3 separate regions of the Homo sapiens genome follow, and regions 1 and 2 are each linked to region 3. A link is an interaction called in ENCODE POLR2A ChIA-PET data of the cell type or tissue named here. Cell type or tissue: MCF 10A. All regions are shown on one strand. Region 1 overlaps CACNG2 (calcium voltage-gated channel auxiliary subunit gamma 2). Region 2 has its middle 5.8 kb from the start of PVALB. Region 3 overlaps IFT27 (intraflagellar transport 27).

Region 1 (2,500 bases), 180 kb before region 3:
CTGGTTGTGTAAATCAAGTTAAGTTTCACTGTAACACAGCCACACATATGCCTCCATATTGTCAGTGGCCACAAGAGCAGAGTTGGGTAAATGGGACAGAGATTGCATGGCCCACAAAGCCTAAAATATTCAACATCTGATTCTTTACAGAAAAAGTTTGCCGACCCCTGCTACAGGTGTTCAAAAAATATTGTTGGATTAAGTCAACTCAAATCAGACCTTCAGAATCCTGTCGTTGCCAATCTGAGTCCAAGTCTTTTGTCCAGGGACACCAAAATGAACCAAATACTCTATGCTCTATGCTCTTCTTTCTTAAAAACAAGGAAATGGAGGCATTGAGTTGTTAGGAATTGCTACTGAAGAATCCTCTATCTCTTCTTAACAAAAAGCATTCATTGAGCTGTTATAAGGGCAGCAATGAATGAGACAAGTTTTCTGCCCCCAGGCACTTACTGCCTAGCAGATAAAGCATGACATCATTCGAGCTCCACCTGGTGAGCCTTGTGCTCCGGGAATGTGGCTCCCAGTGTGGGGCTTGGCTTTGCCTGCTGGCTTCCCCCTTCTACATTCAGGCCTCACCTCTGCCATGCTGTGTCTCCCAAGTTGAGCTGTTTTTCCAAGGGCCCTCCCTGCCAGGCTGTGCTCTTCTTGGGGGCAGGCCCCATCCATCTTGGCCTCCCCAGCACGGAGCACAGGATCCAGCACACAGAAGGAGCTCAACCCACGTTTACCGCACAGCTGGGCTCCTGCAGCCCCACCCCAGACACAGTCGCAGGTAACAGGTAACCACAACCAAATGGCCTTTTAGGAATTCCAGTTAAGAGCAACGTCTTGAAGGAATTCATAAAAGGAAATGAAGAGCAGGGTATGATATTTTTTCCTTTAAAAAAAAGAATCTAAAAATTGCATCGTGTTCCCTCCCTCTTTCTTCCCAGCTGCCTGGCTGACTTTACATTCCACGGGCTTTTCAATGAAACCAGATTCCAGGCTGACCTGAGAGCTGGGCTTGATGTGAGAAGTAATTATTGAAAGAGACAGGGGCAATCTATATAATAAAATGCCTCCTACATGCTTCATAAAAGTGATCTGAGGGCAATGGCAGTCCTTGTGCTGTTGGGAAGGGGAGGTGGCAGGGCCTGGAGCAGAGGCGGGGTTGCTCCTGGGAGGAGAGCAAACCTCCTTCCAAAGAGATGGCCTGAGAACCTCGGCTTTGCTGTCCCAGGCCTCAAGGACTCTCAGCCCCTCTCTTGGAAATCCCTTTCTCAGGGAATAGGTAGCCTTGTTAGTTTTTGCTGATACTTGAGACATTTCCTTGGAGCCTCAGAATGCTTTCTCTTGATAATATGTCTCAGGTGGATTTAAGATTGCAGCTGTTACATCAGGATTTAACTTTGACTTACTTGACTTGCGGGGGAAGAAAAAATCTCTCTCTTTTTTTTTTTTTCATTAGAAGTTCCAATCTGGCACTGCCTGGTGGGTTACTTCATCCAATTATTCAAGAAATATTCACTGAGTGCTTATCACATGCCAAGCACTGGGCTGAGAATATAATGGTGAATGCTAGGGTGAGTCCATACCCTAGCAGAGTTGGGAGATGGTTACTCAAATAGCCAAGGACCCTACAGCATGATAAAGTACCGTCCTCTAGGAACTCATGCAGAAGGCAGGAAGGACTTCCTGGAGAAGGTGATGTTTTAGCTGAGACCTGGAGGTCGACTGAGTAGGAGTTTGCCAGACAAAGACGGGCAGGGAAGGGCATTGCAGGCAGAGGGAACAGCACATATGAAGGTCTGTACTCCGGAAAGGAGAGAGGCTTAGCTTTTTCCTGCCCTCTGCTGTGATGAGGGCCTCTAGGTAGGCCTGGTCCTTGACTCTGTGAAGGATGGAAGGGCAGGGCCCACCACCAGGAGGGAGATAAAAACAATCGTGTGCACTCACGGAGGAAATATTCTGCTGTGTCAGCTTCGTAATCTGCATCCTCTGGGAAGTGATCAATTTGCTTGCACAGACCTTTGAAATTCCCTGCAAAACAAGGGGAGAAGGAGCACATGAAACATCATAGTTTTGGGGGCGCTTAGGGCCCACCTGCCTCTTCCCAACTTCTGGCTCTTTGGAAACTCACTCAGCCCTCTCCCTCACCCCTGAAGGAAGGTTTCGCTTTGTCCGTTTGGACATCTGCCTGGTGAATCACAACACACACACCCGCAGTACTGCAGAGAGGATCTAAAGCCGACGACTTCAAAACGCTGCCTTCTGTCCCTGCACTGAAGCTTCTGAGGATTAGCGGAGGCTTGGCAGCAGTGGAGGTTTGATTCCGAGCTGGGGACTGCCACGCAGGAGGCCGATGAATGCTCCTCAGCCCGTCTCTGTGCCCCAGCATAGCTGGGAGTCATCCTGCATTTTACATGTGAGAAAGTAGCAGATCACTTTCTAAAGGGGACACACCCCGCACTGGTGCTGCCAGATGCTGCCACAGCCCTTTAGAAGAGCCTGCAAAACA
Region 2 (2,500 bases), 59 kb after region 3:
ACGTTCGAAGAAATAGAATCTCAGAGAGGTTTAGTGACTTACCTAAGGTCACACAGGTAGGAAGTAGGTGGGAGAGCTAGGATTTAAACTGAGCACTTCTGATTCTGGAGGATCTTTCCCCCTACAATACTTAAAGTAGGGTAGAGATGTCCTAAAACCCGAGTCATATATCTGGAAACATGATCTAGTTTTTTTTTTTTTTGTTTGTTTGTTTTTTTGCTCTGAATCTGTGCTGATTGAAGCAGGCTTCATTTTATTAATTTGGTTAATTATACAAGGGCCTTGATGCCAGAAAATGGGTTTATCAGTCAGGTCTGTTTTTGCCTGTAAGTGATGAGAAAGTCTGACTTGGGCTGGCTTAAGACAGTGGGGGATTTGCTAACTCGTGCAACTGAAAAGTCCACGAAGGTTCAAGCATGGTTTGATCCAGAACTCAAATGCTGTCAGGAAGATGCTGTTTCTCTTACTTCTCAGCAATACCTTGTGCCACTCTCTCAAACTGGTTGACCCCTGAGGGTGGCAAGATGGCTGTCCCTGCAATGCTACAAACTTTCAGGTCCAAGTCCTTTGGGGGAAAGGGAGTCTACAGCCCGAGAGTTTGCTCAAAAGTCCCAGAGCTATACAAAAATTAGCTGGGCGTGGTGGTGTGTGCCTGCAGTCCCAGCTACTCAGGAGGCTGAGGCCGGAGAATCTCTTGAACCCGGGAGGTGGAGATTGCAGTGGGCCGAGATCACGCCACTGCACTCCAGTCTGGTGACAGAGTGAGACTCCGCTCAAAAAAAAAAAAAAAAAAAAGTCCCAGAGCTGCATTCACTGGTTGTGATGAGCTCAGTTTGGCCCATGTCATCCCTGAACCTGTCACTATTGATTACAAAGGGAGCACAGGCCTGTGGCACAGGATACCCTTCAGGCTTGGAGGAGGCAGAATGTCAACATCATTGGAATGGCCTGGAGAGGGAGACTGTCCCTGGACAGAGAGGTGAGGGGCTTTGAGCAGTCAAAGCCCACGAAGTCATTGTTGAGGTAAGTCCCTGGGGGCTGCCCAAGTGTGCCAGGCACATGGGAGGTTCATGCCCTAAGTCCTTGGTGAGTGTAATGACAGTTTGCCTGCATCAAACTTCTAGAGCATGATTCACTCTGAGGCCCAAAGTTGCTTTCCTGGACTTAAGTCCCCTCCCACCGACCCAGGCCCATCCTGCTCTGCGTGAGACCTTACAGACTCCACCCGCCTAGGACCTCTGCTTAAAGGCAGCAGCAGTGCCCAGTGGAATTTTCCTCTAGCTTCAGGGTTTCTTACTGTGAGCAGGGAGGAGGACCCTGAGTAGCTAGCAGATGCCGCAATCTCACACTGACGCCCCCTTCTATCCCCTAAAATGAGGCGTGGTCTTTAGCTGATCACGTTCACATAGTTCCAGTAACATATATGTTACCAGAGTGGATCCCACTATCTTTTTCTTTTATACAGATGAAAAGTTTTTACAGATGAACCAAACTGAGGTTCAGAGAAGTCAAGTCACTTGCCCAAGGTCACGCAGTTCGCCAGGACCAGAGCCTGGTCTGTCTGCCTCTTCTCACATCCAGTGCTCTCCCTGATGCCCTCTCTGGCCTCCCAGCTGGTGGAGGGGAGGAGGCCAGTGTGTGCGGGCCAGCAGTCTCTCAGCTGCCGCCTGCCAGGAGATAAGTATTCAGCTGTTAGCTTCGCTGCTGCTATTTCATGAGTTCACACTATTTCCACCTGCTGTGGCTGGGAACAGGATACAGAGTTCCCCACATCCAGGGCCCCGGCAGGCTGGGTGGACATCGCAGGATCTAATGATATCGATGAGATCAGCCCTGTGGGATGATGTGTATTAACTCAAAGGAATCTCGGCTGCATTCCTGAGAGCCGGATCTCAGGAAGCCTGTGGCCTTGTTTCCCTTTCCTCCCCTTACCCATGCTTAAGCACGATTTCCTCCGGAGAGAGCGGCCACAGGGAACACAGTCGTGAGGATGGCAAGGGCAGGCAGACAGACGGCCCTGGGTCCCTGCCCCGGCTCCACCCACTTGCCCACTGTGTGATCCTGAGCCAGTTGGTTCACCTCTCTGGGCCTCAGTTTTTCCACCTGTAAAATGGAGCTAAAGAGGAAGCCGTGGTGAATACTAAATGAGATCGTGTCTGAGAAAGGCTATAAAATCCGACACAAATGATAATAGGGTTGCCATTGTGAGGAGCAGAACTTGATCCTGGCCTGCCCCTGAATGAGAAGACCTGGAATAGCTTTATGGATAGAAACATGGAGAGCCAGGGGTGCCGGCCTCTGAAAACCGCTGACTCTCCAGGAAGGTCTCCAAGGCCAGGACCCAGTGTCCTTGCTGGGGAAATGAGGAGCCACACGGAGAGGAAGAAGGGGAGAATCAGAGAATGTGAATGCTGGAAGGGGCTGGGGCTGGGGGCTCAGACGCACTGTGGTCTGGAAGGGCCTGGGGCTCTGGAAAGAGGGTGGGTTAGGGCTCAAGGGG
Region 3 (2,500 bases):
ACACTGGAATGGGAGCTGTGGGGCCAACTTCTGGTTCACAGGACTGGTTGTGAGAGCCACATGAAACAATGTTCCAACAACATCTGAACCCAGAATATTGCATGCAAACGTCGAGGGTCATGATCACCGCACACAAAGCACTTGTATTTCTTACTAGTTGAGATACACCTTTTCCCAGGGTTGGCTGGCTGATCTGCTTTCCTGTTATGTCTGAGCAGCTACTGCTATACTGAGAAGAGATCTCGGGTAAGAATGTAAACATCAGTTCCAAATGAGACTCTGCATATGGTGGAATAACAGCTCCCTGCACGTGAGGTCATGTGCAAGACCGCTGCCAGCAGAGGCCCACTCCAGACTTGGCGACGAGGCAAGTGGAAATACTCACCACGGATGTTTCAAAACATTCCAGGCCCTGGCCCAGCGCCCATGCCCGGGCCTCAGCTGAGTCCACTGCTCGTCTGCCGGCCAGGTCTGTCTTGTTCCCAACTAAAACACCTACTCAGAAGAAACAACCAAAATATGGCACTTCACTGTCACACTCTGGAAGGACAGCGGGCGAGATGAGAGCACTATTTTTGAGGGGTGTAAAGCATCCTCTGAGAGCTGCCTGACTCGAGGTGGTGAGCCCCCCCACAGGGAAAGCCGGGGGTCTCTCGTGATGGCCCCAAGGGCCACAGAGAGACAGGTGGGCTTCGCTTTTCATGCACAACTTCTGCTAGGTCTTTTTCTAGACCTCACGTGTATCTGTCTCCCTTGCCTCCTTAAAGGGCTGCAAACGCCTGAAGGCGAGGGCCAAATTTATGTGAGCCTTTGTAATAATTCTGAGCACACGGAGCAAACTGTAAACTGGTCATTAATAGTAATCTAAGGACTCGGCTCGGAGTCAGGGATTCAGAGGTAATTTAGTTCAGCTCCCAGCTGCATCAGCTGCAGCTAATTTTTGAGCCTGTCTCTGGAGATCACTTTCCCCGGTCTATAATGAGGAGAATTTGTTGATCTCACATAGGGACGAAAAATAAACTGATTTAAAGCATTCAGAAGTGACAACAGGCTTGAATGTTTACTTGTACCCCATATACAAGAGAAAATTAGGAACTCTTCCCTGGGGTTAGCTTTCTGGAATTAACAACTGATATTACAGCACCCTCCCGTTATTGAGTCTCCCCACAGCCCTGCCAGGTGCGTGTCCTCATTCCCGTTTCCTAGACTGGGAGAGGTGTGTGTGGTGACTCACCGAGGTTGGCATGGCTGCTAAGTGGCAGGGCCAGTGTACGCCTTAGGCCATCAAAGTCCAAGCCCAGGGCCCCTTCTCCACCCACAGCTACCTCTGCAATGCCCTTGTGCTCTTGAACCAAAGGACAGAGATGCCGCTGGGAAACATGGGTGTCTGCAGCCCGTACCTGGGAGAGAGATGCCTGGAGCCTGTGACCGAGCCTTCTCCAGCCACTTGCTGCAGTTGTTGAAGGATTCTTCATTGGTCACATCATAGACGAGACATAAGACATTGGGACTCTCCCACTGTGCAAGAGGGACAGGATGAGTATGGGTCAGTAACAGGAAAAGTGACTTCAAGGCTGGGAGACAATTTGGCCTTCCAAGGGAAAGGGTATGGGGAGCAGAGGGAAACAAGAAACGAAAACAGCCACACCCCCAGATGTCCAACAATTTCCCCAAAGGAATGAACGGAGGGCCACGTTCAGTGGCAGGAGGCAGGGCTGGGGCGGTGCCGCCAAGGACAAGAGCTCATGTCTGGGCCAGGCTCTGCTGGGCACTTCCGTGCCTCACTGTGAAACCTCCCAACTCGGTAGAGTGTCTGAATATTTCCACTTTGTAGCTGAAGAAACCAAATTCAGGGAGGGTAAGTGACTTGTCCAGGCCTGACAGGCTTTAAAAACAAAGACAACGATGACAGAGATGGGGGACGACTGAGTTCTTCTCTACCCAACAATCTGCTTTCACCTGCAGCTGGCCTCATTCATTCATTCTCCACTCATTCTTATCAAGAGCCCACCACCATGCAAGTTACATTTTTGTGCTTTGCAGCCCTGAAAGAAGATTCTTTCTTCATTAGCCAGCCTGGGAAGCTTGTTTGCTTGCATCTTCTTAATAAGGGCTGGCTTGTTAAAATGCAGAGGGCACTTTCTGCTTCTCTTGCCATCTCTGCATCAGCCTAATCCAAACCACACTGACAACTGGACAGGGCTCCATGACCCAATTAAGAGCCAAGGCTACACTCTCAGGGGCTGTCGCCTTCAGGGGCTGCTCAGAGTCCTGGGATGTCCTGCTGCCTGCCCCTGGATGTAGAATGGCCCTGTACAGGCTGTGGGTGCGCACCCTGGTGCTCGTGACTCTTGGCCATGCTCTGGTTTCTGGATCCCCCAACCTCGCACAATTAGGACCTGGTTTATTTCCGGGGTGCCAGTAACCTCCCAGGGTACAGAAGAGAATCCTTTTCCCTCCAGATTGGATTCCCTTTCAGATCCTTGGAAGGCGGGCCCAG

Evidence for each region. Peaks named below come from ENCODE experiments on the same cell type or tissue, not always from the same donor. Only the 100,000 strongest peaks of a DNase experiment are listed, where the experiment ranks them.
Region 1: POLR2A ChIA-PET joins it to region 3 with 6 read pairs; 6 of 35 experiments call an interaction of 5 or more read pairs at or near these places.
Region 2: POLR2A ChIA-PET joins it to region 3 with 5 read pairs; 5 of 35 experiments call an interaction of 5 or more read pairs at or near these places.

The regions. Positions count from the first base shown.
Region 1 is chr22:36,585,527-36,588,026 of GRCh38, forward strand. It overlaps CACNG2 (calcium voltage-gated channel auxiliary subunit gamma 2), which reads right to left. Exons shown (of 4, transcript NM_006078.5): 2 at 1,939-2,022. Among named protein-coding and RNA genes, the nearest start is that of EIF3D, 58 kb to the left of the region's middle. In MCF 10A, no CTCF peak of the experiment used is centred here; no DNase peak of the experiment used is centred here.
Region 2 is chr22:36,821,601-36,824,100 of GRCh38, forward strand. No RefSeq gene overlaps it. Among named protein-coding and RNA genes, the nearest start is that of PVALB, 5.8 kb to the left of the region's middle. In MCF 10A, no CTCF peak of the experiment used is centred here; no DNase peak of the experiment used is centred here.
Region 3 is chr22:36,762,519-36,765,018 of GRCh38, forward strand. It overlaps IFT27 (intraflagellar transport 27), which reads right to left. Exons shown (of 7, transcript NM_001177701.3): 5 at 1,401-1,518; 6 at 386-495. The region is part of intron 2 of CACNG2-DT (CACNG2 divergent transcript); the gene reads left to right. Among named protein-coding and RNA genes, the nearest start is that of IFT27, 12 kb to the right of the region's middle. In MCF 10A, no CTCF peak of the experiment used is centred here; a DNase peak (open chromatin) is centred at 1,233.